Regions from separate parts of the Homo sapiens genome. Here all the other regions are linked to region 4. Evidence: chromatin loops called from intact Hi-C (ENCODE). Cell type or tissue: heart left ventricle. All regions are shown on one strand. Region 1 overlaps PDLIM5 (PDZ and LIM domain 5). Region 2 overlaps PDLIM5 (PDZ and LIM domain 5). Region 3 overlaps PDLIM5 (PDZ and LIM domain 5). Region 4 has its middle 45 kb from the start of PDLIM5. Region 5 overlaps PDLIM5 (PDZ and LIM domain 5). Region 6 overlaps PDLIM5 (PDZ and LIM domain 5).

What was found. Peaks named below come from ENCODE experiments on the same cell type or tissue, not always from the same donor. Only the 100,000 strongest peaks of a DNase experiment are listed, where the experiment ranks them.
Region 1: a loop joins it to region 4, with 4 times the contacts of the local background. A loop is called at or near these places in 100 of 110 quality-filtered maps.
Region 2: it touches region 4 in a loop (4-fold over the local background); 55 of 110 quality-filtered maps call a loop at or near these places.
Region 3: it touches region 4 in a loop (12-fold over the local background); 102 of 110 quality-filtered maps call a loop at or near these places.
Region 5: it touches region 4 in a loop (6-fold over the local background); 5 of 110 quality-filtered maps call a loop at or near these places.
Region 6: it touches region 4 in a loop (2.3-fold over the local background); 5 of 110 quality-filtered maps call a loop at or near these places.

Annotation. Positions count from the first base shown.
Region 1 is chr4:94,580,445-94,585,444 of GRCh38, forward strand. All of the region lies in intron 5 of PDLIM5 (PDZ and LIM domain 5), which reads left to right. Among named protein-coding and RNA genes, the nearest start is that of PDLIM5, 130 kb to the left of the region's middle. In heart left ventricle, no CTCF peak of the experiment used is centred here; no DNase peak of the experiment used is centred here.
Region 2 is chr4:94,460,520-94,465,519 of GRCh38, forward strand. The region is part of intron 2 of PDLIM5 (PDZ and LIM domain 5); the gene reads left to right. Among named protein-coding and RNA genes, the nearest start is that of PDLIM5, 11 kb to the left of the region's middle. In heart left ventricle, no CTCF peak of the experiment used is centred here; no DNase peak of the experiment used is centred here; H3K4me3 peaks cover 2,255 bases; H3K27ac peaks cover 4,051 bases.
Region 3 is chr4:94,594,116-94,599,115 of GRCh38, forward strand. The region is part of intron 7 of PDLIM5 (PDZ and LIM domain 5); the gene reads left to right. Among named protein-coding and RNA genes, the nearest start is that of PDLIM5, 140 kb to the left of the region's middle. In heart left ventricle, a CTCF peak has its summit at 1,981; no DNase peak of the experiment used is centred here.
Region 4 is chr4:94,404,791-94,409,790 of GRCh38, forward strand. No RefSeq gene overlaps it. Among named protein-coding and RNA genes, the nearest start is that of PDLIM5, 45 kb to the right of the region's middle. In heart left ventricle, CTCF peaks have their summits at 2,079 (motif pointing right) and 2,281; no DNase peak of the experiment used is centred here; H3K27ac peaks cover 3,715 bases.
Region 5 is chr4:94,550,049-94,555,048 of GRCh38, forward strand. The region is part of intron 3 of PDLIM5 (PDZ and LIM domain 5); the gene reads left to right. Among named protein-coding and RNA genes, the nearest start is that of PDLIM5, 100 kb to the left of the region's middle. In heart left ventricle, no CTCF peak of the experiment used is centred here; no DNase peak of the experiment used is centred here; H3K27ac peaks cover 3,805 bases.
Region 6 is chr4:94,523,121-94,528,120 of GRCh38, forward strand. PDLIM5 (PDZ and LIM domain 5) reads left to right here. Exons shown (of 13, transcript NM_006457.5): 3 at 604-755. Among named protein-coding and RNA genes, the nearest start is that of PDLIM5, 74 kb to the left of the region's middle. In heart left ventricle, no CTCF peak of the experiment used is centred here; no DNase peak of the experiment used is centred here; H3K4me3 peaks cover 1,076 bases; H3K27ac peaks cover 4,229 bases.

The DNA.
Region 1 (5,000 bases), 180 kb after region 4:
GTGTAAACATCCCCAAACCCTGTTTTATGTTTTGTCCATTTAAAGTTAAATTTTTCTGGACGGAGACTTAGGCTATTTACTAGATTCCAGTGTAAAAATGTTAGACTTGTAAAGGGGGAGAATGGCGTTTGGAAAAATAAACATTTAGGTTAGATAGAATTTTTTTTTAATTCAAGATTAAGATTCATTAATCTGTTAGGTATTACTATGCATTGTTCTAGGTGTTTCTAAATGCATTATGTGATTTGAGTCTTTAAACTCTCATGCCAAGAGATTACATACCTTTCTCAAGTCACACATCTTATAATTAATAGAGCTAAGATTTGAGCCTAGGTCTTTTGAAGCCAAATTTTGATGTGCCTTTCCCTATATCATCTGCTTGTGACTTGGGCTTATTTCTATGGCTTTGAATTAATATTTATTCTTAATGATTATAGAATTGAATTGAAGCTATGTGAATCAATTGATGTGCATATATTACAATTAGGTTAGATATTCCCTTTTTTATTTTGAGCGGTTGGGGAATCTATTCCAACAATAAACCTGTATTTGTGTAGTTTTCAAAGTGCCTTCAAATATGCTAAACATAAACCCTTAGAGGAAGTCTGAAAGACAGAGAAATTGTCATTGATTTCACTGTTGAGGAAAATGAGGCTTCTGTAGATTGCAGTTTGCCCAGGGCATGGGGGAAAGTGGGCAGCACAGCCAGTATGAGAAACCAGATCACCTGGCTATCATGTTAGCACATTTACCACTGCTGTGTATGATGGACTATTCCATTTGGGCACATTTTCTAAAATATGTAAAAATATTTATTTGACATACTCAAATTGTTACCTTTAGGTTGAAATCAGTCAACCCTCCACTTGCTGCCGCTCCACCACACCATTGAACATTTGCCCCCATTTAACTTCATATTAATATAAAACATTTTTCCTAAACTTTAAAATGTTTAAATATACATCTAAAACTCAACTCTGTTCAGGATGAGGTTATTTTGCAAAACTATTTCCCTGCTACTTAAAATAACAAGGCAGAGGAGAGAATGCTGTGCATTTGTGGCTGCAGAAGAGTAAATACAAGCAAACTATTGAGATCAACTTAATCCTGCATCTCACCCTCACTCAGTGTAACTCAACCCTCTGAGTTTATGAAACTGATTTTGACATGTGGAAATATAGCAACACTGACCAGTCTTAGCGTTAAAACTGGTAGGCAGTTTTTCTTACTATGTTTATAATGAATTGTTACTTACTCTGACTAAACATCATTGCAGAATTGAATAATGCTACAGTGTGTTCTTTGGCAAACTATACAGTTTATACTTTAGTCTTTTCTATCCCTACTGTAATATGAATGTGTTGTTAATGATTCTGCACTTAATAGGCTATGTGAATGAATTATGTTTTGAGGTTCTTCCACTTCAGGTGTCACTAACTTAGTTCCTTTACCATGTCTTATCAGACACGCCTTCTGGGCAATAATTATATCACTGATAATACAGAGCTATGGAATTCCCACAAATCACTTCTGAAGTTACTGGAACTTGCTTGTGAATGAGGGTGGTATTAATGAGGGACAGGAGAGAGTAAGAAAATTGAGTGATAGCTCATTATTTATGATCCACTGTGCTTCCTACATTTTTCATCATAGTCGCTACTAAGAAACAAGAAAAATTTCAAATGGCATATTATTCTTTTATAACATATGATTCAGGATAATTCATGTGAGAAATTGTACTTGCTATTAATATATACTTCTGTTATGTGAGACTGAAAGATTTTTCTCTTATTCTCTTCTGATTTTAAGTGATTCTAAAATGATCTATTTCTACATTTTACATCTGATTGCTTTCTGTCCTTTGTTAAGAACATAATAAGAATTTGGATTCATGTTTAAATGATTTTTATAAAACCTTGTCCTTTTAAAAAATAGTGGATCTTTCAGTCACTTGATACTTGAATTAGCATTAATACATAAAATAGTTTTCAGTGTTTTGTGGGATGGGGGAACAAAACTGTTGTCTTGATTATAACAGTGTAGTAGAATTTTTACTAACATTTGTTCATTTTTTGGTCTGTGTTTACATAATTATTTTGAAGCATGATGTTTGTGTAACATCTTCACTGAAAATCATTGTTTTGAATTTTATTTCATTGTCTTTTCTTTTTCTTCTTTTCTCCCCTCTTTGTCTGTTGTTCATCTTCCGGGGAACATCAATGTCTTCTCTACTCTATCGCATCTTTTTTTGTGTGTGTTATTCTTCCCTCAGTAACCCTGGCACTGTGTAAGTACTTAACCAATGATTCACTTTGTAATTGTCTCTGTAACTTTCCTTCTTGCTTTCAATTTAATACTACCAGCAAATTTTGTTAGGATTTTCTCATTATAAGAATTTTCAAAAATGTTAAGGAGCATAAGAAGCATTTTTTTTTATGCTAGATAATTTTGTATGCATCAGAGGTATGTTTAGAACACCCACACTTCTGTAATGAAAAACTTAGTAAGTTAACCTTCATTGAGATATAGATGAGTATTATGGACAGTGTATACCAGAGTTAGAACTGTAGTTTGGGCTTTCCTTTAGCTTATTATTATTATTATTTTAATGTCTGTATTTTGAAATAAATTACTTGCTCCTGAGAGTAAAGTTTACATTATATCCCAAATGCATTTTTTAAAATAAAATTATTGAAATTTTTCTTTTCTTTCATCATGGTCATCACACTCTGGAGTTTCAGAACCAGAAAACACTAAATGTTTAGAAACTTTATATCATTTGACATAAGACCTTAAGGTGTGGTAAACAACACAAAGAATCTAAGGGGTAGTGTACTTTTTACAAGTGTGTCATAACTAAAAATACTACTTAGGTAGTGTCATTCTATTATTCGTGATATCTTAGCTTGACACCATTGTTTTGTTTTTAGACACCAAACCTTTTATAGAGGATAAAATAGTCTTACACTTGAAATTGGCATCATTTAAGAGCAAACTACACTCAATACTTGTAGAGAAATTTAAAACTATAATAAGTTTAGTAGCTCAATATAAAATTTTTCAAGGACTTGCATAAGATAAAGAGTTGTCTGTTTTATGGCTGCCAAAGGCAGTGTGTTTATGAAGAAATGTATGCTTATTTCTTAATTTTAAAACATTTTGTTCATTTTTAAAAGAACTAGGTTTTGTTCAATATTAGTGGAAGGTCTTTTAGATGTTTTACTTGTGGAATCATGATATTACCATATTACCATAAGTTATAGTATTTTTTATGATTTTTTGCATAAATGTTACTGATTTGTTATTTTGTATATGCAGATTATTCATAGTCGTAGAACATGTATTACAGTTGATTTTCTAGTAATCATAAAAGAATACATTATGATGATCATTACCTCATGTTATGTACTGCAGAAAGCACTTTACATACATTATCTATCTTATTTGTTCTTAAATAACCCTTTAAGATGCAAGTCTTATTTCTCAGATGAGGAAATTGAGCTTAGAGAAATGACTTGCATAAAGCACACACTGAATCTGATTTTAAAGCCAGTGTTACTAACTGTAATTCTATCCTGTTCTTCACTGGGGAAAAGCTTTTCCAGTGTGCTGAGACAGTTTTGGTTATGTAACTGTTAAAATGATGACAGTCGTGTGGCCTGCGGATAGCACTATGATTTTCTCACAGTGAGTTGAACCTGGCAGGTGTTGCCACTCACATCTGACCACATTTATAACACTTTCTGTACTCGTATCTTGTGCCAGTAGTCTGCTAGTCCAGATTCATGTTCCTTTTTCTCTTTTGAAATTAAACTCATAGCCTCCAAAAATTTGCATTTGCCCTGTTTTGAGGGGGGAGAAGTGGAGACTATTCATGATGCTCAATATATCATAGTATTAAAATATACATTGCAAATTCCTTTGTATTTATGCCCTTTTGAAATAAAAATGAATGTTCTTAGCAAACTCAAAGTTCTTGAACTCTGTAGTTTACACATCCTTAGAACAGCACTACCTTGTATGTGATATTCAAGAGACTGACTTTCTAAAGAGTCTTAGAGCCAAGCTTTAAATTCTGATCTGTTAATATATATTTCAGTAGTTGCTAATAATGCCATACCTCTTCTTCACTATGCTGATCCCACACACAGCTTTCTTTAGGAGAAGGAATACCTGTACATATGAATGAGAAAACTGTAGAAATAATAGTTCGGACCCTTTTCAAAATTGTATTCGGAATTGCTAGTTTAGCCTCTACTAAACCATACTTGGTTCCTGGGCCTAGTGAAGATTTGATCATTTAATTTCGTGAAAGCCAATACATTCTAGCAGCATATTGATATTAATGGCCGTTGTGAATATTGTCCGCATCTGTGTTTCGTATGGCATACAGTGAACAATACAAATAATTTCAAGAAGTTTGATTTTGACTACTATGGACTTTCATTTTCTAGTTGTTTTCTTTTTTTCTTATCATTTTCCTTTCCTTTTTCTTCATGTTGGAAATCTTTCTTCTGCTGCCTTCCTCTGTCAATTAAAAGGAAAATCCCACCTAAACGGTAATCTTTCTGTTGAATACATTCTAATAGCATTATTTTATATTAACATTATAAGTGCAGTTTTTTACTTATAATTTAAAAGGTTTTTTTGTTTTGTTTTTTTGTGAAACAGAGTCTCGCTCTGTTGCCCAGGCTGGAGTGCAGTGGTGCGATCTTGGCTCACTGCAACCTCCACATCCCAGGTTCAAGCGATTCTCCTGCGTCAGCCTCCCCAGTAGCTGGGACTACAGGCACGTGCCACCATTCCCAGCTAATTTTTTGTATTTTTAGCAGAGACGGAGTTTCACTGTGTTAGCCAGGATGGTCTCAATCTCCTGACCTCATGATCCGCCCACCTCAGCCTCCCAAAGTGCTGGGATTACAGGCGTGAGCCACCGTGCCCCGCCTATTTTAGATAGATCTTTTAAAAACTTGAGACCGAATATACTTGCAAAGCAAACT
Region 2 (5,000 bases), 56 kb after region 4:
ACAAGGTGGGAGGATCACTTGATACCAAGAGTTCAAGGTTACAGTGGGCTGTAGTCATGCCACTGTACTCCAGTCTGTGCCACAGAACCAGACCCTGTCTCAAAAAAAAAAAAGAAAAAAAAAAAGGTAAGAATAGCACTTTAGACCTTGGGAAAGAACGTTTTCATGTAACTATTCATCTACTCGTGAGTTAGGTATATCTACCTACTTAAACTAAGAATAGATAGATAATAGATAATGTACAGCTGTATATTGGAATGACTTGGATTTAAATCTTAGCTGGAAAATCAGTTCATTAATTTGAGCTTCTGATTTTCTTTGATGTATGGGAAATGCTTTATAAATTAAAAAGTATACAGGTAGATTTGATTATTATTAATAATTTGGAGCCTGTGAGCTTTCAATTTTTTTTAGAACTTCTGAGGCAAAGAGCTTTTCTTTATGATAGTTGCTAGTCACACTACATGTGAATACACAGTTGAACAGTGGTCTTTGTCTATGACATCCTGTTAGCAGTAGTTCTTACCCAGATTCCCATATACCACAGGACCAGTTATATCTTTTTCCCCCAGTTACAACTGTATTGAGGACAAATCAGTTATGATTTAGTTATTTCTAGAAGCAAACGTTGCTTTAGACAAAAAAGGAGTTATTTAGCATCGTATGAGAGAGAATTATGTTTCAACTTTGGCAGATGAGACTCTAGGCCTTTATTTCAGTATCTGAGATGCAAAAAATATTGAGTACGTGACATAAAATTTGACAAAACTAGATATTAGCATGTGAAATAACAATATGTGGATCTGTTTGCAAATAAATGACCTAATGGAAATGAAAAGAGAAAACATTAAGTAACTAAAGAGCAGTGACCATGGTGTCTACTGATTCTTTAGGTATTCTATGTGTTGGGCCACTATATAGTCTTGTTGAGAAGGCAGGTTTGGTTCCTTAATTAACAGAGAGGGAAAAATCACTTTTCTAGCGTACTTTGTTTTTATTAAGAGGTTTTTTTTTTAAAGGTAATAAACTAAGAATGGACAAAGCAGAGAATATTGAATGAGTATCCCCTTATTCCTTCACCTTTCTTATTTTTTTGTTTCCTGTTTAAGTATAGTTATCTACCCTTCTGTAAATACTCAGATTTCTTTTATAGCTGATGTTGTCACCCATTTTTTATGACAATTACTAGAACAGAGTTCACCAACCTTGTTGGCATTTAGTAACTGGACTCCCAACTGGGCTAAGCAGTTGTAGTAAATGTCCCTAATAGGCGTAAATAGAGGAGAGTAAAATGAACTGGAAATGTTAATAGGAGGGAATGAGAAAGAAAAAGTTAGATGAGAGAAAAAAATAAAGAGGACTTTTTAAAAGGCTGCAGCGTGTCACCCAGGCGGGAGTGCAGTGGCGCGATCTCGGCTCACTGCAACCTCCACCTCCTGGGTTCAAGCAGTTCTCTGCCTCAGCCTCTTGAGTAGCTGGGATTACAAGCATTCGCCACCATGCCCAGCTAATTTTTTTGTATTTGTGGTAGAGACAGAGTTTCACCATGTTGGCCAGTCTGGTCTCGAACTCCTGACCTTTGATCCAGCCACCTCAGCCTCCCAAAGTGCTGGGATTACAGGCGTGAGCCACTGCACCCAGCTTAATTTTCTTTAGGTAAGACATTCATATGGTTCAAAATTCAAAAGATACACGAGCGTATAGGGGGAAATGTCTCCTGGTGCCCTGCTGTTCATTTCCTCCTCCTGGAAGCCACCTGTGTTAGTAGTATACTTCCAGAGATAATCTATAGGTATATCTCCTCCCCACCCTCCTTTTAACACAAATAGTATGCTTAATAGAAATACTTTTTTTTTTGGCATTTTGTTCACTTAACCCAACATCAGTAAATATATCTTCATTCTTCATTCCTTTTTTACCACTACACTGTGTTTGGATTTGTCATAATTTTTTAAATCAGTTCCTATTGATAGACAATTAGATTTTTTTCTAGTCTTATGCTTTTACTGACACTGCAGTGTAAGTTTTGCCCATATATGTATATATATATGTGTAGACATTTAAATTTTTTCTAGTCTTTTGCTTTTACTGACATTGAATTTAAGTTTTGCCTATATATGTGTATATGTTTGTATATTTGTATATTTGTCACATAAATTCCTAGAAATGGAATTGATGAGTCAGAGGGTGTATGCATTTGTAATTTTGACTGATATTGCCGTCTTTATAGAGACACTCCTGCTCATAATATGAGGATGCCTATTTCCCCATACCTATGCTAGCCTAAGTTTCAACAGACCTTGATCATTTCCAATCAGATGGGCCAGTTTCCACCTGTCTTCTTTTTACAGGGCTCAGTCACAAGTATTTTACAAAGGATTTTCTGTGTTTTCAAGTGGTTTGTTTTCCATTTTGCAAGATAATCTAGGAAATAAAAACATGCTGCTCTTCTTTAAATGATACCATTAATTTCTTAAAGATGCCATTTTCTGAATTCTTTCGTCCAGAGCTTTTGTTAGTAATTATCTCCATCATTTGTTTCCCATTTCTAAACTAACTTCCTCTCTATCTTAACCTATTACTCCCAGTTACATGGCAAAAGATTTTGTGTTTTTGGCATAGTGCCCTGTCATAGACTTTTTGGAAAATTAAGCAAATCACATTTAATAGATTCAAAGTTGTTAACTTTGGAATCTGTTCAGTAGGCTGATATACAATCAACCCTTGAACAAAACAGGGTTTAGGGGCACCAACCCCCTGTGCAGTCAAAAATCCATGTGTAACTTTTGACTCCCCCAAAACTTAGCTACTGATAGCCTACTGTTGATCAGAAGCCTTACCCATAATATAAACAATTGATTAATGCATATTTTGTATGTTATAATATTAAATACTGTATTCTTAGAATAAAATAAGCTAGAGAAAACATTTAAAAATAAGGAAGAGAAAATATATTTACTGTTCATTAAGTGGAAGGGAGTCATCATAAAGGACTTCATTCTTGTCATCTTCACTTTGAGTAGGCTGAGAAAGAGGAGGAAGAGGAAGGGTTGGTCTTGCTGTCTCAGGGTGTGCCAGGTAGGTTAGGTGGAGGTGGAAGGGAAGCAGGAGAAAGCAGGAGAGTTGGGCACACTTGGTGTAACTTTTATTGAAAAAAATCTGTCTGTAAGTAGACCCGTGCAGTTCAAACCTGTGTTGTTCAAGGGTCAACTGTATGTGTGGTTTTGAATTCTAGTCTTTAGCTCCTTTTAAATGATGTGACAAGGAGACTGACCATTATGAGGTGTTCACTATGGTCCGAGGAATGGCAAATTTCACCCTTATGAGACTCAGTGTGTTTTTATTATCAACCTTTATTAGCTAATGGAAGTTAACTGAAATCAGGTAGGTTTATAGAGTGTTCTGTAGCATAGTGAGTCAGGCATTGTGAAGGTATACTAATGTGTGGCACAAGGTAGTTACTCATTTTAGCCTAGTGTGAGCAGCAGAGTGTATGTGTTGGTAACTATAGTAACAAAAAGAGTAAGGATGCCAGGGATATTTATATTTTTTTGTAGTAAAGATGAGGAAAGGAGGAATTTCTCTTTAGTGTGTTGCTGTAAATGTTAAATATGATGAGAAGAGTTTTGAATTAGAGAAGAATTTGCAACACTTGTTATTTGGATTCTGTGAATTGTTAAACATTTTTTTCCCCAAGGTCCAGAGATTGATTTAACAATGGCCACTGTACTTCATGATAATTGTCCTGGCTAAATTTTAATTGAAGAAAAGAGAAAGTAGTTACGGTAATGACATTAACAATTTAATGCTGTTTACCATTGATTGGATCAGGGATTTAAGTGTTGTGATTCAGTTCCATTGAGATCTAATTAACAGCCCAGTATTTTTCAAATGATTTCTGGGATATTAACTTTTGGAAGTGGTAGAATTAAGAGATTTAGTAAGGCTGTATAACACTAGCCAGAGCAGACTATGTTCTGAAAGTATGTTTGTTCTGAAAGTATTTTTCTTCTGAGAAAACGTTACCGGAGGACAGATGTCCTTTAGAAAACAAATGTTTTGTCCCTTAACTAGGACCCCTTAGAAATGTTCTGGAGAAAGAAATTATATCTAGCTAGCTAGCTATCGTGTTACACATATAATTTCCATGATTTTGGTCATTCCTTTGAAGTATCTTTATGCTACTCACTTGCAAATATCCTACAAATGGTTGTTTTGATCTTTTTAGGGTAGACGTTTCTGTTTTGTTTAAATGTACCTCTGTCTATTCTGGAAGATTCTGGTTATTTGGTGTCCAGTTCTCTGAGTGATTCTTTGCTATTTTAGCAGACAAAAGTATTTCCAAAATTCATCAATGGCTTATTCTCCTTCAGGCTGGTTCCTTATCCTCAGGCTAGCATCTTGACTAGGCAATAATTTTAGAAACTTATATTTAATATATTACTGCCTTATTTAAGAACTGTATGAGCTTCCCATTATCTTTTGAATTATTACTTAATTTCTCTGGTTGGTTTTCAAGTTGCATATAAATGGGCCCGTTTAATATAACTTGAGTTTATAGTCCAAAATGCCAATTTTGAACCCTGAAGTTCTTAGTCTTTTTATTCTTTTTGCATACTACTTTTGTTTATTCTTATCATCCCTAAAGCCCTATCTCTTCCTCTAGGAACATTCATGTATCCTTTGCTCTCTGAAATGTTTGACTATTCCAGTTCAATTCGGTCTCCTTTCTTTCCTGTATTAAATAATAATGATAATAATGAAAATATGCTAACGTTTATTGATCCCTTGTTACTGTTTGGGTCCTGTTCTAGATGTTTTGTACATGTTCGATTATTTAATTCTCATAACAGCCCCATGGGGAAGTGTGATTTTATTTTATTTTAGTTTTATTTTTTTGAGATGGAGTCTCGCTCTGTCACCCAGGCTGTAGTGCAGTGGCATGATCTCGGCTCACTATAACCTCCACGTCCTGGGTTCAAGCGGTTCTCCTGCCTCAG
Region 3 (5,000 bases), 190 kb after region 4:
CCTATATTGAAAGTAAAGTGAAACCATACCTAAGTCACTTGAAAGGGGAATTGTACTTTGTTGGAGTAATCTAATTGCCAAAAGTTGACACTTTTTTCTTGATATTTTCTGTTTGTTAATTAGTGAAAGACTTTTTTTCATTAAATGAACATTTGTTTTTTAATGTCTTCCTTTGTGTTTTTGGTGTGTTTCAACATGAAGAGCATGGTGATTCCCATGAGGAGAGAATAACAATTTTAGAAATAGGTATATGAGATGCTTAGTTAGTGCTCTGAACAGAAATACTAATAGAGAAAATTTTATCATTAATAAGGAAATGTTTAAATATAAGAATCTAATCTACAACATTGATTTAAAAGAGGCAACAGCCATCTTATCAGTAACTATTAATAATAGAAAGTTATTAATAATATATGGCCTACCAGAATAGAGAATTATGGGAGACCATAGAAAATTTTATTTAGAGATAATTATGTTATACATGCACACACACACACACATTTATGCCAAAAAATCATATTGTCAAAGTATATTTAAGTTAAAAAATGTTTTTCTTGATCTCACCATGTTCTCAATTTTCTACTATATTATAATAATATCAATCTTTGTAGTTTCAAATTTTTAATGCTATATATAAGTATAAAGTGGTATTTTAGTTTAGCAAAAGGATATCTAAAATAATGATCAAAACATTTTTATCAGTCTTTTCTTTATCTCCCTTGCTTAAAGAATGATGGGTTCTGATTTTTCACATATTTATTATGGTTGTATTAGTCTGTTCTCATACTGCTAAAAAGAACTACCTGAGACAGTAATTTATGAGGAAGCGGTTTGATTGACTCATAGTTCCACAGGCTTAACAGGAATCATGGGTGGGAGTCCTCAGGAAACTTACAATCATGGTGGAAGGTGAAGGGGAAGCTGGTACATCTTCACAATGGTGGAGCAGGAGAGAGAGAGAAGGGGGAGGTGCCACACACTTTTAAACAACCAGATCTCATGAGAACAATCTCACTGTCACAAGAACAGCATGGGAAAACCACCCCAATGATCCAGGTACCTCCTGCCAGGTCCCTCCCTCAACACGTGGGGATTACAATTTGACATGTGGTTTGGGTGGGGACACAGAGCCAAACCATATCAATGGTTAAGAATTATAAGGTATGATATGGCTTCCCAATTGTCAAAGAATTAAAATGCTCATTAGGAGAGGAGTGACTGCTTCTCCCTTTAGTAGAAAAACAATTCAAACTCAGGTTACCAATTACAATACACAAACTAAAACAGTTATGTTGAGCCGGGAAACCGTCTTCTTGTAGGCTATCTTCTAGCACCAAATAATGCCCACATGATTTCTGGCTGAAGGCCATCAGAATGGAATTTTAGCACTGGAAGAATAGAGTTAATGTTACTTCTTAAGGAGAAACCTATTACCTTTGTACATTCATTGAAAATTTAGGAAGCATAAATTACATATTTCTGAACATACTGTTTTGTAAGTTTTTTTAAAACTTTGTTGATATTCATTGACCCACACAAAATAGATTAATGAAGAAATAGTTTGCTGACCCATCCCATGTCTTCATTATTGCTGTGTTTCACAAACATACTGGTGTCTTGTGACATATCCTTATTAAGACACGTTAGTTGAGTATATTACCTAAAGCTGCTATTCTTAATAAGCTATGCAAAGAAAGCAGGAATTATTCCCTAGCCTGATATTTGCACATATTTTCATGAGATAAGAATTAGCAATTGGACTTGCCCCAAAAAATAGAACAGCAAGATACATTCCCACAAAATATGTTTGCCAACCTGTAAAAAAACCACCTGTCAAAAAATGGTGTATATGATCAAGTAATTTTTGTCTCTTGCAAAATATGGAATATTTGTAATTGATCTTTGATTTTCTGCTGGTTGAGTATACTGTTTTATGCAAATACTGTTTTGCTGACTACAATGTAAAGGTCGCCATCTGTTGAACATAAGTAATTACTACACTTCAGTTCCTTGTGAGACTAGTACTTAAAAATTATTGAGCCAAGAAACATAGTTCCTATGTATTTTCACATCCAAATTGTTTAATTCTGTTTAATGCTGGAAATGCCTGTTGTTGTTGTTGTTTACCAAATTAAACGTGTACTATTAGCACTTATAAAGATCTGTTATTTATAAAAGTCAGTGTTCGTAATATGCCAAGTTGGCTTTCATAATCCCAGAATATTCACCACGTTCCTTAGAGGCAGAATTTTGTCAGACCGGTAGTCCTTCTCTTATAATGCTGTTTGGATAAGTTGTTTTCCATTTCACCTTTAGAGAAGTAAATTACACAATAAAATTATTTTATTGAATTAAACCAGATAATTAAAGAAACTTATGTTTACTAAAACTCAGTATTGAAGAAGACTCCTGCACTTTAGTTTTTTTTTTTCTTCAAAAGAAATCACAACTTCAAAAGTTAATTAAGAGCATTGATGATAGGCAGACTTCAAAATCATGGAAGGCTTAATTTCTATCTTTTGCTGCTATTCTAGTTTATGTATTTCAGACACATTGCAGGTTTCAGAAGTCCAAGTTTTCCTACTTTTATATTATGTGAAGGTTTGTTTATTAGAATGATATGATTTTATAAAAGAAAATTGAACCAATATATTATATTATATAGTATAAAGCATATGACAGGTATGGATATTTAGACATCTTCACTTTCCTTTTAGTCAAATTAAAGAACTATCTACAAATTGCTTTTATCTAAAAATTAGTCTCATGTGTCCATGTATTCTCTTTTGTGTTTTTCTATTTTTGTATCTATTAAAGGGTATTGTTTGAATGCTACTCCTGTGTCCAACTCTGTAATAGGTGTTCATCTCACAGATGCACCTAATTAACTACTCCCAAAGATTCTGAATTTATATCTTTGAACAGAAGAATGTGTTAAAACTAAGGTGACACCTGTTGCGGAATTTTCAAGTTAGTGGTACACACTTATTTTGCCTCTTCACACACTTTATTCTTTATCCTGATATGCTAGTAATTTATAAGAAGAAAAAAATTGAGAATAAATTTCTGAAAGATTTTAATGTCTTCAGGTAGCTGTGTATCATTGGTTAGACAGTGAGTGAACTTGAAGCTTTAATACAGAGAAGTAACACTTAAGCAAATTTGGTGGAATCAAGTTTACCCTTGGCTTACAGCAGTGGAATCACATACTTGTTAAAATCAGCAAAGCTCTTAGCAGGGATGTTGGAGCAGCATCACAGGTATGTTTACAAAAAGTACACCCACCAACAGTAAAACCAAAAATCCTTTATATATGAAAGGTAAAACAATCAGATAACATCTATTCAAGGGATAAGTAAAAAACAGAAGTGATGTCGTCAAGGGTGATGGTGAAACTAATAAATGCTCTGTGTTGAAAGACAGCAAATAAAAATAACCAAAACCCAGAGGTTTATTTATATCCTGGAGGGATTTGAAGCCCCCCATACAGAAAGTGATTCTAAATGGTTCTCACTAGACTCTTTTTCTTAATGACTTACCGCTCAGGGTATGTAGAGGACTTACAGATGAGATTCACTGAGTACTATCTGCGTTTGTTTCAAATCCTGGATGGGAAAGAAAATAGAAGAGTGGTAAAAGGAAAATATAGTACTGATTTTCAAAAAAGGAAAAAAAAGTTAACTTCTAACCATAAACTAATTTGAACTTGAGATCATCTGGAAAAAAGTCAAGCAGGCATTCTGAAAAGCATGGCTAGTGAGCACTGAGAAGAGGAGGGCAGAATTGCCAAGACCCAGAATAAGTTCTCAAGAAACACATCACATCCAACTTAACACATTTTGGATAGATTGGGAGAGATGTTAATTTTAACAATTGATCAAAGAAAGACCCTTAAAATTCCTTTGAATTTAATAATGAAATGAGGTTGATAAGTATGTTTTTAAATGCATAAAAGGTTGAAGTAGTTTAACCAAAGAATATTGTTTAAAGGATTAATTAGTGACTTGGATGAGGAGATCCACAACTTGCTGCCCATATTTGTGAGTACCATGAAGCAGGGAGATATAGCATACATGTTCAATAACCAATAAGGTTGGCAAACCTAAATATCAAAGGAGAAGTGGGAATTTTAAAAGAAAATAAACCCAGTAAGAGTTAGTCATGTCGTATGGCTCCTAAAATGATAAGCAGTAGTTCTGTTCTGCACTAGTAAATCTCACCTGGTGGCATATTATGCTAGTCCTTGACGTTAATCTCTGACAATTACATAGATAATCCCAAGAAAATCAACTGAAGACTCACTGAGACAATTAAGCTGTCTTTGGGTGAGAAGCAGTTATATGAGTAGTTGATATTAGACGATAATCTGGGCTGGTTCTTTGACCTAAATCCAAGTGGGTCTTTTCCTCTAAACATTCTCCTTTAGTCTCAGGCCTCACTTATTAGCAGTGGCCCCTGCTCATGTTTAGCATATATTATATATAATAAATACGTCCAACAAATGTTTATGAGGCACTTATTTGTGCTGGTTTCTAGGAAAATGAAGATGCTATTATGAACTTAGTCTAGTAGAGCAGACATGCAATGAAAAAGGAAAATAAGGAAAAATACAGTTTTAGGTTATGATATATTCTATAAAGTAATATAGTACAACATGAATATAATGAGGGGAGGGGAAGAGTAAGGTCATTAGACTCTAGTTAGAGAAAAAGAAAATAATTTGAGCTGAAATGTGAGTGCCCTGAAAGAGTCAGTCATGAGGATGTGGAGATGTCCTCTCCAGGCAGAAGGAACAGCAAATGCAGAGTCCCTGAGACAGGAATCAGTTGGTGTGTTTAGGGAACTGAAAAAGAGCCATTATGAATGGGGCATAGTAAATAAGAGACAGAATGATAAGAGATTACGTGAAGTACTCAGGGGCCAGATTATTGACTGCCTTGTAGGTTGTGTTAAGGAGTTCAGATTATTTTTCTAATTAAATGAGAGGCCCAATATAGGAC
Region 4 (5,000 bases):
AGGGATGAGCAGTAAAAACCAGATATACATTTAATACAATAATCCAAATTAAAGTACAAACATTGAAAATAGGGGGACTGGGACAAATACATGAAACATATTACATGAGAGGAATGGAAAGGAACAAATTCAAGACAAATTACACATAGAAAATAATGAAACTTTAAAACGATAGATTTAGACTCAATACCTCTTTCCTCCCACATCCCCTTTCCCTTTACAGCACAGTCTTTCATATATTTGAAAAGAGCTAAAACAGCACTACATCTTTCGTATTTTAGAAGTAATTTCCCCAGTTTAAGTATTCTTCATATGGCTTCCCACATTTCCTGCTGCTGAATACTATGTAGTTTGTCGATATCATTAAACTCTGATGCCCATAATAGAGAAGAGTATTTCACATGTGTCTGACCAGGGTAGAGTACAGCACTGATCTAAATACCATACTTATATTAATGCAGGCAATGTCTACATTGGATTTTTTTCCCTGTAATATCACACAATCAGTTCATATTTATCCTATAAAATCAACTAACTTCCTCAGAAACTTTATGAGGTCAAAGTCAGACCATATTCTAAGTCAGTTTACCTTCAAATATTTTTCACAGACCAGGCTCTAAAAATATTTTAAAATTAAGTATATATATGTATATATATATATATTTTTTTTTTAAAGACTCACTCTAGACATGGGCAAAATTTTTTAAATGTTTAGGGATATTCTGAAATCTTTTAGAGTGACTTGTTTTAGGATTCTCTTGCTGCCATTACGCAGCCCTATCATATGTGGATGCACAAATGAATGTGGTATTTAGTACAAATGATGCTCTTTCACTTACACGATGAGAATTTACTGATCTTGGTTATAGAAACAATTCTAAAACCTCTATTCCTGTTCCTAGCAGACACTTCACCCTTAGAGATCAAAGAATTTGAAGTCGTAAGATATAAATCGACTGGGAATCCAGACATTTTTCTGGACACTCATGTACATGACAGCAGGTTCATTAATAATTAGGTCGTTACACCGACAATTAATCAAGTCATGTCATTTTAATACATGGAAAATAAACCTGTCAGTGACAGCTTAACCACCTTTCATCTTCTTACAAGCAAGGCAACAAATAAATATGACAGTTTAAGAACAGGTGTAAATAAGAGACACGGCTCAGACAGGAATCTTCTCCTCTCCCTTTGCCATCCTCCCCCATCACACACACCTACACTAGTTTTATTTAACACCGTAACTCCTCTCCCATTATGATTTTCTTTTTTAAAAATTGCAGCTGAAAATACTGAAAATCATCCCAATGACCAGTGAGTCAAGCATGTAAGATCAAATGATTATTTTTCTAGTAAATAAGATACAATTACTGGCCAGGCACAGCAGCTCATGCGTATAATTGCAGCACTTTGGGAGGCCAAGGTGGCAGGATTGCTTGAGGCCTACAGTTCAAGACCAGCCTGGACAACATAGCGAGACCCCATCTCTACAAAAATTTTACAAATCAGCCAGGTGTGGTGGCACGTGTCTGTAGCCCTGCCTACTCGGGAGGCTGAGGTGGGAGGATCACTTCACCCCAGGGAGGTCGAGGCTGCAGAGACCCAAGATCATGCCATTGCACTCCAGCCTGGGTGACAGAGTAAGACTCTGTCCCAGAAAAAAAAAAAATATATATATATATATATACACACACACACACACACACACACACATATATATATGTATATATATATAATTACTCTTTGACCTTGATGGGAAAAGATGTACCATAAATTTTATCTTTGTACTTATCATCACCTATATTGCAGGCTTCTTCGGGAGTAAGAACTAGAACTATCTTAGTACCTTTTACATTTTGTTAAATGTAAAAATTTTTTATAGCAACGAACACAACCCACCAATACATAAAAATACAATGAGAATATGTGCCTTTTAACAAGGTAAATGAAAGACTTTTGTGATGTGAAGATGGGATTGGCAATAGATGGTAAACTTGAAAAAAAAAAATAAGTAAAAGAGGCAACTTCTCCGGGATATGCTAAAGTACCTGAGAAGTAGAAAGGACACCACTAGAGGGCGGTAGCCTCCTCGCTTGCCATAACTAGATTCTCTTATGCGAAACTTCCTACACCTAAAGTTGTTCAGTATTTCTTCCAGCTAATACTTGATTATTTTCTTCCTCCCACAGCAAATATCTGTTATGTTGTTTCACTAACCTTGAAATCCCAGTGACTCGGAGGTATAATATAATGCCTAGGAGTGTGAGCTTGAATAGAATATTTAGAACCTATTGTATTTTTATTGCTATTTTGGCCAAATAACTTTGAAACAAGCTGACACCTGAGATTTGGGAGAGATGTCATTTCTCACACCAAGTACTATGCACACAAGTAAAATTTAGTCTGTGGCCTGGCAAACGCTAGTTAAGATTGCTTCTTCTCAAGTCACACTTTGCCCTTTATCTTAGCACACAGGCAGCTGCGACAAGAGAGCCCTTTTGCCGAAAATAGCTTTCCAGCAGCCTGTCACTTTCCCCGAATCCATTAAGAGAGTGGTTCCCAACCTTTCAAAATGAGGACCCTTTACAAGCAAAATTTCACAGACATCTATGTGATAATTCTTGAGCTCTTAAAATTGGAGGTTAATATATCTATAACATCAAAAAGATAGTATAAAAAAGATACTATAATTTCAGTAACACCTTTTAATGAATTAGTATTGTATTAACCACAACAGCGTACATTTAAAAGATAGATAGAAGTACAAATATACAAAATATAATATTTAGCAGTTAACAGTTAAGGCTCATTGCCTAAGCAGGTTCATGAACCCCTGATGTAAACTCATGGTCTACCCCTTACGTACCCCACAAGGTCTGGGGTGTGCAAAGAGGGAATTGTTGAATTTGTGTATTATCCCACCAGACATCCAGTTTTAAGATGGAAACATCCTATTTTCTCATTTGACTTTTTTTAATACATCACAAACTCTCAGAAATGGAAAATGTGTATCTTTCTGCATACAATTAAGAAAGACCACAGTTTCTGGCATTCATCAGTTAACAAACCTAATCTAAGTTTGTGTGTAGCTGCTTACATATGATCTTCTTGTGAAGATTTACCAGGGTTCACATTTTTAAAATATCCATGAAAGTTTGATCTCTCAAAGACGTCAGTTCCACATACAGTGTGTCAGTATGACCTGAAAAAATTTCTCTGGTGTCCTAATGAGTACGTAACATGCATTCTTTAGCTTGAATTTCCTGTGAGTTTTGACATCATAGATTAAATATCTCCTGGCATATTAAAAGAGTATCTGGAGTCATGTAGCTCTGAAGAGAGCCAAGATTCCATAGCTCATGTTAGCTGACAGTGAAACTCCACCACTTAATTCTGGGAAAAGTCAAATTCTATCTTGTACCAAAGTCACTTACTGTACATACATTCTGCCCCTGCTTCTCATTGGAAGTGATCAACTGAAGGACAACATTTTAATTAAATAAAATAAAATGGTTATGTATTTAATTTAATTAAACATTCATGCTAGTTTAACTGTTATCAAGGTAAGATATTAAATATAATAGGATCCTATACAGTACTAAACTGAAGAAAATAAACTTACTCAAAAGACAGCATTCAATTCCTATGTCAATTAAGAAGCCATCATGTAAGATAGGGAAAATTAATTAATTATACTTTTCTATGTGTTGCTACTTTTCTACAAAACAGAAGTGATTGTTCTTATCCTTGTTAAATATACACATTCTTGTTAAATACAGAAAGGGGTTCTATGAGTCAAAGGCTGACAGAGAAATATAGAAGCTTGTCTGGAACCTACACCAGTGCTTCCCATCTATTTAGGTACAAGGTCCTCTTTTGAACATGCTAACTCCACAGTCTTTCACACTGGCAAGTCTGGTTTACGTATGCATCTGTGGGCCCTCGTCAGTGAGTAGAACTCTCTGGAATTTGGAGGCCAGAGTTGGGAAGTGCTGATCTGGGTTAACCTTCATTTTCTGAGGTCTGGAGAGATTAAGTGATTTGCACAAAATTACACAATTAACTAGGGTAAGCTACAGCTAAACTACAAGTCTCTTCAAGCTCTGTCTCATACAATTTCCACCACCCCCTAAATTATAGATGAAAGTACACAGAGTCACAGAAAGAAGATTCCTATGCTAATTCGGAGCACTGTATTTTCAGGCAAATTTATCAGCTAAGTGCTGAGAGCGCTACTGCACTTTAGATCTGGAAACGCAGAAGGGTGCTCAGGAAACTTATAAATAGAATGGTTGCAGATAGTTTGATGTCAGCTTTAGGACATAAATAATGTTTAGCAGGTGTCAAATCAAGGCTTGGTTCTGTCTGACATTTTCATCAGTGACCTAGATAAGACATTGGCAATCTATGGAGCTAAAGTCTCTCAAAAGAATTTTACATTTTCCTTCTGCTGTCTCCTGCCCACAACCTGTCACTCCTTTTCTTCTCCCATAATCATGCCCCATGCCATTCCCACAGCTCAACTGATCTCAGTGAGAAGTTAGATTATTTAATTAATTACTACTAAGTTGTCAGTGACTAATATAACAGCCTTTCCAAACATCTTAGAGACCTTTAATTTTTTTAAATTAGTCTATTTATCCAAAATAATAATACTCTTTAGTGGGTGACACATGTATCTCTGTGCTGACTAGACTATTTCTTCCTGCCAAGCATGACCATAACTCCTCTAAATTCATTTTTTTTTAATTCTTGAAAATGTTGAAAGGATGGCATTTTTTCTACCTGAAACTGAACTAAACCTCTGAACTTTCCTCAGTATGATGCTTCAGGCAGCTACTAGCAATTAATCAGTGAAAATCAATTGGCGCTTGCCATGAACCTTAATTTGCCATTTCTGATGTATATGATGTGAATACATTCCTGTGTAGAGGTAGAGAATAATATTTTATAACCTTTCAAAAACACCCCCATAGCCCATTTTATTTGAAAAAGAT
Region 5 (5,000 bases), 150 kb after region 4:
ATCCAGCATACACATAAACACATATATTAAATATATGGAAATTATATAGTAATGTAATAATATATAGTTATATAATGATTCAGTAGAATTGTCATCTGAATACATTTTTGTTGTTTGCTCACTTTATAAGGTTTGCTTCAAGACATCTCCCTTGTCTTAAATATTCTTCTCTTAAGCTATGATTGCATATGGATTATTTTTCTATATAAAATACATTTTATTCTCACTTTTTAGATTCAAAGTTAGGACATTTCTGAAAGATTTATGTATTATCTATTTAATAGAAATCTTTCAATTACTTCCCAATGTGTAAAGAGTAAGTGAATAACAGAAAATGAGAAATTTCAAAGACTTGGTAGCAAGCATTTAGCAAATGCCATTGTCCTTGTAAAATTATTTTAAGCTCTATCTGTTGTCACACACTGAAAGATGCAAGCAAACAGTGTGGCTTTGGCTAGAGCTTATCATTACTTCTCAGAATAACTTTGGTGTATTATCTCTAGTAGCATTTTAGCTTAGTTGATACACTTCAAAGTACCCGTTAGACACACCACAGATTGACTTAAGCTTTGATGACTTGCAAGTCCATAAATATCTCATTTTGGAACTCTAAAAGTTTGGAATTCTAAAACTCCAATTTTGGAATTCTGTGGTGGTCAACTGTAATTATCCATACTTGAGGAGCAAAAGGGAATAGTTCTGATGTCTGCAATTAATGATGGTTTTATTTTTCATATTGAAAATTACTTATCATAGAATTTTGTCATCTTCTTGTACAAGCATTACTAGAAAGAAGGTCATGAAAATAGTATGTGACTTTTCTTTGAAATATACTCACCTAAACTGGGGTTGAGGTCTGTATGGCAATAAAATTAAATAGATACAGAAAGAAGTAAGAGAATAGGAAAAATGCTAAGCAAAAAGAATAAAAGCTTGAACTTAACATACCAATTTAAAATTCAAAAGGAAAGGCAAAGGCCCAAGAAAAGGTTAGAAAATTTTGAAGAACAAGATGAAAGGATACCCAATTATGTATCACAGTATAAAGCTAATGTGTAACTGGTGACATGAAACTATTATCATTGTAATGCCTCTGCTAGAAAAGATCATTTCTATCTCAGGGTTTTATAGCTAGTCTGGTTCTAACTCAGTTAAATCCACAGTTATTTTCTGTGAAGCGATATTATTTATTAACATTATTTAACAAATTTAGCTTATTGTATACCTGTTTAATGCCAATAGTGCTGCCAAAGGCTAAGGTTAGAAAAATTAGTAGTCTGAAACTACTAGATTTAACTCTGTTTGCAAAGAGCCCCATAAATTACTTGTGCTAAAGCTGGACCTTAATAAATTTATAAGTTTGCAGTAAATGAAAGGGTATCCCTTGAATTCTCCCAAATCAAGACCCTGTAACTTTATTGAGTTTAAAACGCTTGAAGCAGATTACTGGGTTTCATCGTCAAAGATTTTTAATTCTAGAGACAAGTTTTTTTCACTTCATAGCCCATATTTTTAACCGCAACCCTGTATTGCTTATTCATTTCATCTCCCCAAATAAACGTGAAGATCTTTGGAAGAAGGAGTCACTTTTTATTCAGCTAAGTAGTATTTCTTTCAATACATGAAAAAGTCTTGACACACAGGCAATGCTAAAATATGCATACACATGAGAAATTAAATTGAGGCAAAATAATGATTACCTAACCAGCTACTGTGTCTGGTATATGACCCATAAAGGAAAAAAGTGGTCACAACTGAGGTCATCTCAGAAAGAATAGTTTTCCTGTGTAGTTGAGCGTAAATTGTTCTCCAAGATGATATGGAGAAGTGGAAGAATGTCTTTTTTTTGGCTTTAGGAAATACATTATTCATTCTCTACAGAAGGACTGATTGACTTTTTTCCTGTATATGAGGAACGGATTATTAGGCAAAGATATTACGTAGTAAAGTTTACTTAAACTAAGGTAAGATTTTGGACTGTGCCTAATGATTTGGAAGCTTACTTAATCACTATTCTCAATAGCTACCTAATGCCCAAGAGTGTGACTTTGTAGCTAGGATGAGCTGTGGATATATATACAAGTTTTTATTACTGCAGTTGTAAAACAAAGACTTTGATGGCTATTTTTTATGTATCATCACAGTTAACTATTTTCAGAATCTTGAGAGGTTTAATCTCCTTTCTAAGTCTTTTATTCCATTTAGTGACAACTGTTTTTTGACAATGTAATATATACTCTAGTATAATTTAAAAATATCTACAAGTTGTCAAGTTGAATGGCTGAGAGATTTGTTTAAAGAAATGTGGGCAACATTCTTGTGGTTGGAAAAAGTAAGGGAAAAATGAAAGTATTGCTTAAAAGCTGTTTTCAAAGCTTGCATTATGAAAGGGATTATATGTGAGATTTAGAGTCTTTTTAAAATAAAAAAGAAATAGATTAAATTCCAACTCTATAAATATTGTCTTTATATTTAAAAGCCCCAAAGAGGCTGCATTAAAATTAATTTCTGATTACGCATATGATCCCAATAGAGAATTCATTGACCAATTGAGTGCAGATAAATATAAAAATCTCTCTATAGCAAAGTCTACTCTCGGTAAAATTATGTATACTAATATATAAATATAAAGCCCAAATATGACATTTTTCATAAGAAAAAAATATAAGTAGAATCATAGAGAAGGATAAGATCTTTTCCCCTTAGATTTTGCTTCATAAAATAGTAGTAGTAGAAATTGATTAAAAAAGAGTGATCTAATTTTATATGGTGGTAGCAGAAAAAAATGCACATCAGGGTAACATCAGGCACATCTATGACATGGTCAGAAACTCTAGAAGGGGCAGGGCAAGATAAGGTGACTTTGGTAGTCTAGGTTGATTAGTGCATCTGAAGCAGGAGAAGAATAGCTAGAAGTATAGTGTCAACTAATACAAGAAAAACCCCAGTCGTTTCTTTTTTTGCCCCTCCCCTTACCTGGTCTCTTTTAGCAGAGGCAACCAATGACTTCTCCTAGTATTTACCTTTATGTTTCTAAATACTAACCATCTGCTAACTTTTAAATTATCAGTTTTATTATTATTATTATTATTTTGAGACGGGGTCTCACTCTGATGCCCAGGCTGGAGTGCAGTGGTAAGATCTCCGCCTCCCAGATTCAAGCAATTCTCCAGCCACAGCCTCCTGAGTACCTGGGATTACAGGTGCATGCCAGAATGCCCGGCTGATTTTTGCATTTTTAATAGAGACAGGGTTTAGCCATCCTGGTCAGGCTGGTCTCGAACTCCTGACCTCAAGTGATCTGCCTGCTTTGGTCTCCCAAAGTGCTGGGATTACAGGCGTGAGCCACCGCACCCAGCCAAATGATCGGTTTTAGTTATTAGCGTCTGACTTCCTTTTGCGATAGTACTTCTCTTGCCATCTTCTTGGTATCATCATTATTTAACAATAAATTTTAAAAATCCGTATTCAACTTTTTCATTCTTATGGCAATGTAAATATTCAGTGCTGAGCCAAATTATGGGAGAATCCAGTGTATCAGAATTCAATAGAGAATCCACAGGGTCCATAAAGAGCACTTGTGGTTATTGTGGGCCCTAAAGAAGTGTGTGAACCACTGCCCCACTCACTGTGTGGATTACCTTAGTGTGTCGTGTGAATGATCCTGCAGCTCATCCCTCCTTGCCAGATTACAGAGCTCTCCATGTGTTATGTTTACCACCTGCATGTTTGAAATCCATTTCTTACCAAGAAATTCTGTATCAAGAAATTCAGCTTTCCACAGAGAGTATTATATGGCCATGTCATTGGAGGATGAATAAATTTGGTAAGCTTGTGGGAAATGTGAAAATATTTTCTGAAATACATTTTTAAAAAATCTCTTCTTTCACATTGTCAGTATATTTATTTACACTGTTCCAGTGTTATCTTCACAGATAATTTGTCTTTGAAAAATGACTATATCATAAAAGTCTTTGCCAAGAACGAGCTATTCATCCTGTCTTTTGTTGTTGGACTTTATAATCTTTTGTTGTCTTCATATAATTTTAATCATTTTATTATTTAAAACTAGTAAATTGGTTTTCTTTGCATTGTCCTTTTCCTGAGTACATGCAGTAATCCCTTTTGAGGCCATCTTCCATCCAGAGACAATGAAATCATTTGAGTTTAAGTAGCTTTTCAAGCTAATGCTGTTGTTTTCCTTATTGTCTGTTAGCTTTTAAAAACATTTATCTTTAAGAAAATATTTAATAGCTATTTTCTGTTTGTGAAACAGTTACACATATATTGAAAAACATTTGGAAGATACAGAAAAAAAGAAACTCATCTGCCCTTTAGAGAAAACAAGCATATTTTGATAGATATCCATCTAGTCGTTTTTCTCTTCATATGTACTCATTTATATATGTATATACATTCGTACGTACATACGTTCATACATATATATAAAGACACAGATTATACATTCTTTCAAAACATACTTCAGGAAGATAGGTGTGAACAAGAGAGAAATGGTACCTGCTGCCATGCAACTGCCACACTAGCTAATAAAAGAGCTATTCAGTATACAATCACGTAATTATAATTTTGACAAATGCATATGATATAAGAGCATGAACAGTTTTAAGGAATGAGTAGCATTATCAAATTTGTGAAGAGGTTTTATCAATTGTTTTTAAAGTTTGCTGTCATAGTATATAACAAAATACCTTTGGTATCTGCAATGTGTGTACAGATACATTCTATATCTATATATATCTGTATCTGTGTATACCGAATGGTCCTCAATTTACAAAGGTTGACATGAATTTTTGACTTTACAATGGTGTGATACCATTCTGTTTTTCACTTTCAGTACAGTATTCAATAAATAACATGAGATATTCAATACTTTTTTATAAAATAGGCTTTTTGTTAGATGATTTTGCCCAACTCTAGGCTAATGTGAGCACATTTCAGGTAGGCTAAGCTAAGCTTTGATGTTTGTTAAGTTAGGTGTG
Region 6 (5,000 bases), 120 kb after region 4:
TGTCTCAGATATAAAGAGTTTCCCTTCTGCAAATGCCTAGAGCAGGAAGCACACCCAGTATAAAAGATATTTGGGCTTGGAATCTGAAAGAATTCAATCCCCAAACCCTGGATATGAACTGGACTCAACAGGAAGGATTGTTTAGCAGATCTTCCCTCTCTGTTCCTCTTTGTGCTCAAACAAAAATACAGCTGTTAAAAGAGTTTTAAAAAATTATTTCTAAAAGAGTATAAAAACCCCATTCAGATTGCATTCTTTTTATTCTGCTAAAATGTGAAGTTTCCTTGGCTGCTTCTCTTCCTGATTCATAAAAATCACACAACTACTGTTGCACAATAAAGAAATGGAGAAATGATCAGGGAATCTTTCTCAGAAAATTCAGTTTTTTTTTATAGAGCAAATAAGAATTTAAGAAAATAAACATTTAAATCATTTGAATTTTATCTTTACATGCTAAAATTCTGTACATGTTAAACAAGACAGTTTTATGTTACTTCAATAGTATATTAATATACTTTTGGTATAAGCAAAAGTATAATTTTTATCAGCATTTATTATTCTTTTTCAAAGAGTGACACTCCTAATGAAATATATTTATTACAGCTAAAAGATGGCGGCAAGGCAGCCCAGGCAAATGTAAGAATAGGCGATGTGGTTCTCAGCATTGATGGAATAAATGCACAAGGAATGACTCATCTTGAAGCCCAGAATAAGATTAAGGGTTGTACAGGCTCTTTGAATATGACTCTGCAAAGGTAAGTTGCTTTTTGTTTGTCCCTGAAAGAGAAAACAACATTGAGGAATGTGTTTTTGTGTGTCTGACTCACGGTGTTAACTAAGACTCAGTTTCTGCTACCATCATTTCAGGTAAATAAAAAATATAATGGCTCTTAAATTGGATAATTAAGCAGCAAGAGAATTGCTGAAAGCTATGAGTTATTTCCCCATCAAAAGGCATGTATTCCCATACTAATAAAAATTGTGTGGGCCTGTAATCCCAGCACTTTGGGAGGCCAAGGCGGGAGGATTGGTTGAGCTAAGGAGTTTGAGACCAGCTGGCCAATATAATGAGTCCTCGTCTCTACAAAACATAAAAAAATTAGCCAGGCGTGGTGGCGTGTGCCTGTAGTCCCAGCTATCCAGGAGGCTGAGGCAGGAGGATTGCTTGAGCCCAGGAGGTCGAGGTTGCATTAAGCTCTGATCGTGCCACCACACTCCAGTCTGGGTGACAGAACGAGACCCTGTCTCAAAAAAAAAAAAAAAAAAAAAAAAAATTGTGTATACAGCTTCAGAGAATTCAGGAATTCTTGAAATTTCTCAATGGAGTGCAGGCTAAGAATTCTTTCTGTTAGGTAAAATTCTGAGCATTATATTAAAGGGTATTCTTTTAGGATATGATTTGGCTTTCATTAGTTTGTCCTTTTCTCTTTTTTTTTTTCTGAGTAGAAAATTTTTAATAGAGTCATTTGAAGGCTGGACTTTTTGAACTTATTGCTTTCTAAAGTCACTCTGGCCTCAAGTTATAAAATAATTAATCATCACATTGTTTATAATATATCAGGTATTTTGAGCATCCCATCATTTGAAACCTGCACCAAAATCATCTGGAGTGCTTGTTAAAAATACTGATGTCTATACTGAATCCGAATTTCTGGAAGGAAAGACCAGGAGTTATATTTATTGAAGTTCTCTGTGGTTATTATGACTTACAAAGTTTGATCACTGTAGTATCCTGGGCTGAAGGCAAGGGAGGAGAAAGAGGGAATGCAGAGTGATGGAAGGGTAGCTGTGAACCTTCAGCTTTATAATGAAGGTAGCTTGATCATATACGAGGTAGTTATGGAGATTTTAAGCAAATCTTGTTTTTGATGGTTACAAAAAGTGTTCTGAATTCTATCAAATTTGGAAAACACCACTTTTTCTCCCTCCCCAATCTCTTCCATAATTATATTGCATATAATTATCTTAGTCTTCCATAAATTATCATGCATATTATGAATCTTTAAGAGGGAAATAGGCTGGGCGCTGTGGCTCACGCCTGTAATCCCAGTACTTTGGGAGGCTGAGGTGGGTGGATCACCTGAGGTCAGAAGTTTGAGACCAGCCTGGCCAACATGGTGAAACCCAGTCTCTACTATAAATACAAAAATTAGATGGGTGTGGTGGTGCATGCCTGTAATCCTAGCTACTTGGGGGCTGAGGCAGGAGAATCACTTGAACTCTAGAGGTGGAGGTTGCAGTGAGCCAAGATCTTGCCACTGCACTCCAGCCTGGGCAACGGAGCGACACTCTGTCGCCCCACCCCCCAAAAAAATATTAAAAAAAAAGAGGGAAATAAAACCTGGTACCTTCCCAACATATTTGGCTATGGAACCTTTTTCTTGGAGCCTCTCCTAGGAGTCGTGTTTTGTGAAAAACACTTAGGCAGTGCTTCTCTGCTTTTTGCTACTGCTGTCCTAGGTGATTGCTAGTGAAAGGATTTCTATAGGATAAATTATATTTACCTGAGTATCAATTTGGTATTAAAACTGAATAGGAAATTGTTTTTGCAAACTTTGACTTAGACATACAGATCTATTTTGAGGTATTGTGACTTTCTAAGCAGTTTCCTCTTTAGGGTCTTTTTAAAAAACTTAGAGAAATTCTTTTCAGTGGGACTGCTGAATCAATGTTTATATGTATTTTGAATTTTGATAGGCTATTAGCTATACATTTTAATGCGTAGGAAAGTAGTCAATAAGAAAAGTAATTGGTTATAAAAAAATTTGTTTCATTAGTATTCTTCTGTTCTCTATATTGAGACATGTAACATGAAAGTTGTTACTAATCACATGAAAGTAAAGTCATTTTTAATTTACCAAGTATGAATTTTGAAGGGAAATCAAGAGGTCAAGAAGCTTAACTTGTTTGAGATATCAAGAAAGCAAAACAAATAGAGATGATGACAGGCTGTTTTACACATTCTAAAACTGAAAGTTTATTTAAGGGTATGAGCTCTTTCATGGGTTGCGTACAATTTCTTTCATACCAGCCTGCTTGTTTTCACATTGTGCTGCTTATTTTATGACCCAGGAACCAGAATCTTATTTTCTATTGAAAACACTTCTGAGCCCCATAAGAGTAGATAAAAACCAGATGTTGCCCTGTTTGGATGCCTTTCCAATTTATGTAATCTGCTACTGATTCTAATAAAGATTCTTTAAGGCTGCTTAAATACAGAATCTGACAAACCAACTTACAAAATTGACTTGTTATAAACATTTGAGTATACTACTTAATCATATCTTCATATTTCTAAATAATAGACATTCAAGGACCCAAACTATTAGGGAGTATTTTAGAGTCCCATTATTATTCATTGGCGTTCTCTTCAAGTTTTTGAGCAGTTCTTGTGTTAGGTAATGTCAGCCTGTTTTGATAGAGTGTGTGGTTAACAAAATTCGTAGTATAACATTGACAGTGCTACTGAAGAAATACTTTTGCCTTTTAAGGAAAAAAATACAACTTTGAAGAGTTATCTTTGATTCTTTTCTATACCAGGACCATTCTCTCCTTAAGTTTTCTCTCTTATATCAAAGTAAGTATGTTTTCCAAGTTTGAACAGCATTTCTTTCTTTCTTTTTTTTTTTGAGACTGAATCTCGCTCTGTCGCCCAGGCTGGAGTGCAGTTGGCACCATCTCAGCTCACTGCAACCTCCACCTCCCAGGTTCAAGGGATTCCCCTACCTCAGCCTCCCGAGTTGCTGGGATTACAGGCGCATGTCACCATTCCTGGCTGATTTTTTTGTATTTTCAGTAGAGATGGAGTTTCGTCATGTTGTCCAGGCTGGTCTCGAGCTCCTGACCTCAAGTGATCCACCTGCCTCGGCCTCCCAAAGTGCTGGAATTACAGGCATGAGCCATTGCGCCCGGCCTGAACAGCATTCTTTTTTTTTTTTTTTTTTTTTTTTTTTTGAGACAGAGTCTCACACTGTCACCCGGGCTGAAGTGCAATGGCACAATCTCAGCTCACTGCACCCTCCACGTCCCAGGTTCAAGCAATTCTCCTGCCTCAGCCTCCCAAGTAGCTGAGACTAAAGGCACGCATCACCACGCCCAGCTAATTTTTGTATTTTTAGTAGAGACAGGGTTTCACCATGTTGGCCAGGATGGTCTTGATCTCTTGACCCCGTGATCTGCCCGCCTTGTCCTCCCAAAGTGCTGGTATTACAGGCATGAGTCACCACGCGTGGCCCTGAACAGCATTCTTAATTGTCCTCTGGTCAGTTCTTCATTCCACTTCTCACCAACCAGATTACTCTGAATTCTTCCAAACTAAGTTACCTACAAGAGTACTTTTTCAGTGAACTCTTCCCTTCATAAACTTGAAGTTTTCTGCATGAATATATACTACTATCATTTACAGACTTGTCTTAGTCCAATTTCCTAGAGCAGAGTCTGAGATGGGGATTCTTGTGCAAGTGATACAGTAAGGGATTCCTTTAAGGAAAGCAGTGAGTGAAACAGGATTGGGAAGCAGAAGAAACTGAGATGAGCAAAGGTGTGATTTCAGGGGATATCCAGCTTCACTTGATCCAGCAGGAAACTTGGGAACAAAATTGCACTACAGAGTGAGTCTGTCTTGCCTTGAGGCAATGAAACTGGGCTTTTGTACCCCCTTCCTTGTATTTGTTAGTTATTAGCTGTCAGCTGCCCTGGAAGTATGTTGTGTGAGTAAACAGAGAAGAGGGCTAGGAGGTAGCTTATATTGCTTCCAAAGAAAGTTACTGGTGTGAACCATTAGAAGCAATGGAAGAAACACCTGGGGAATTGGTGTACCAAACCATTAGAAGGGTTCCAGGAGATCTAAGCTGGGCACAGACAACAGCACGTGCTATGGGATTCTATCCAGACTAATCCCTCTGCTCAGAAGGTCGTGTTCTTTGTAATCGAGTCCTCCTCACATTGTCCTCTCCAGATCACCACCACTCATCACTGAATGCCCTTTCTTCCATTTAGGA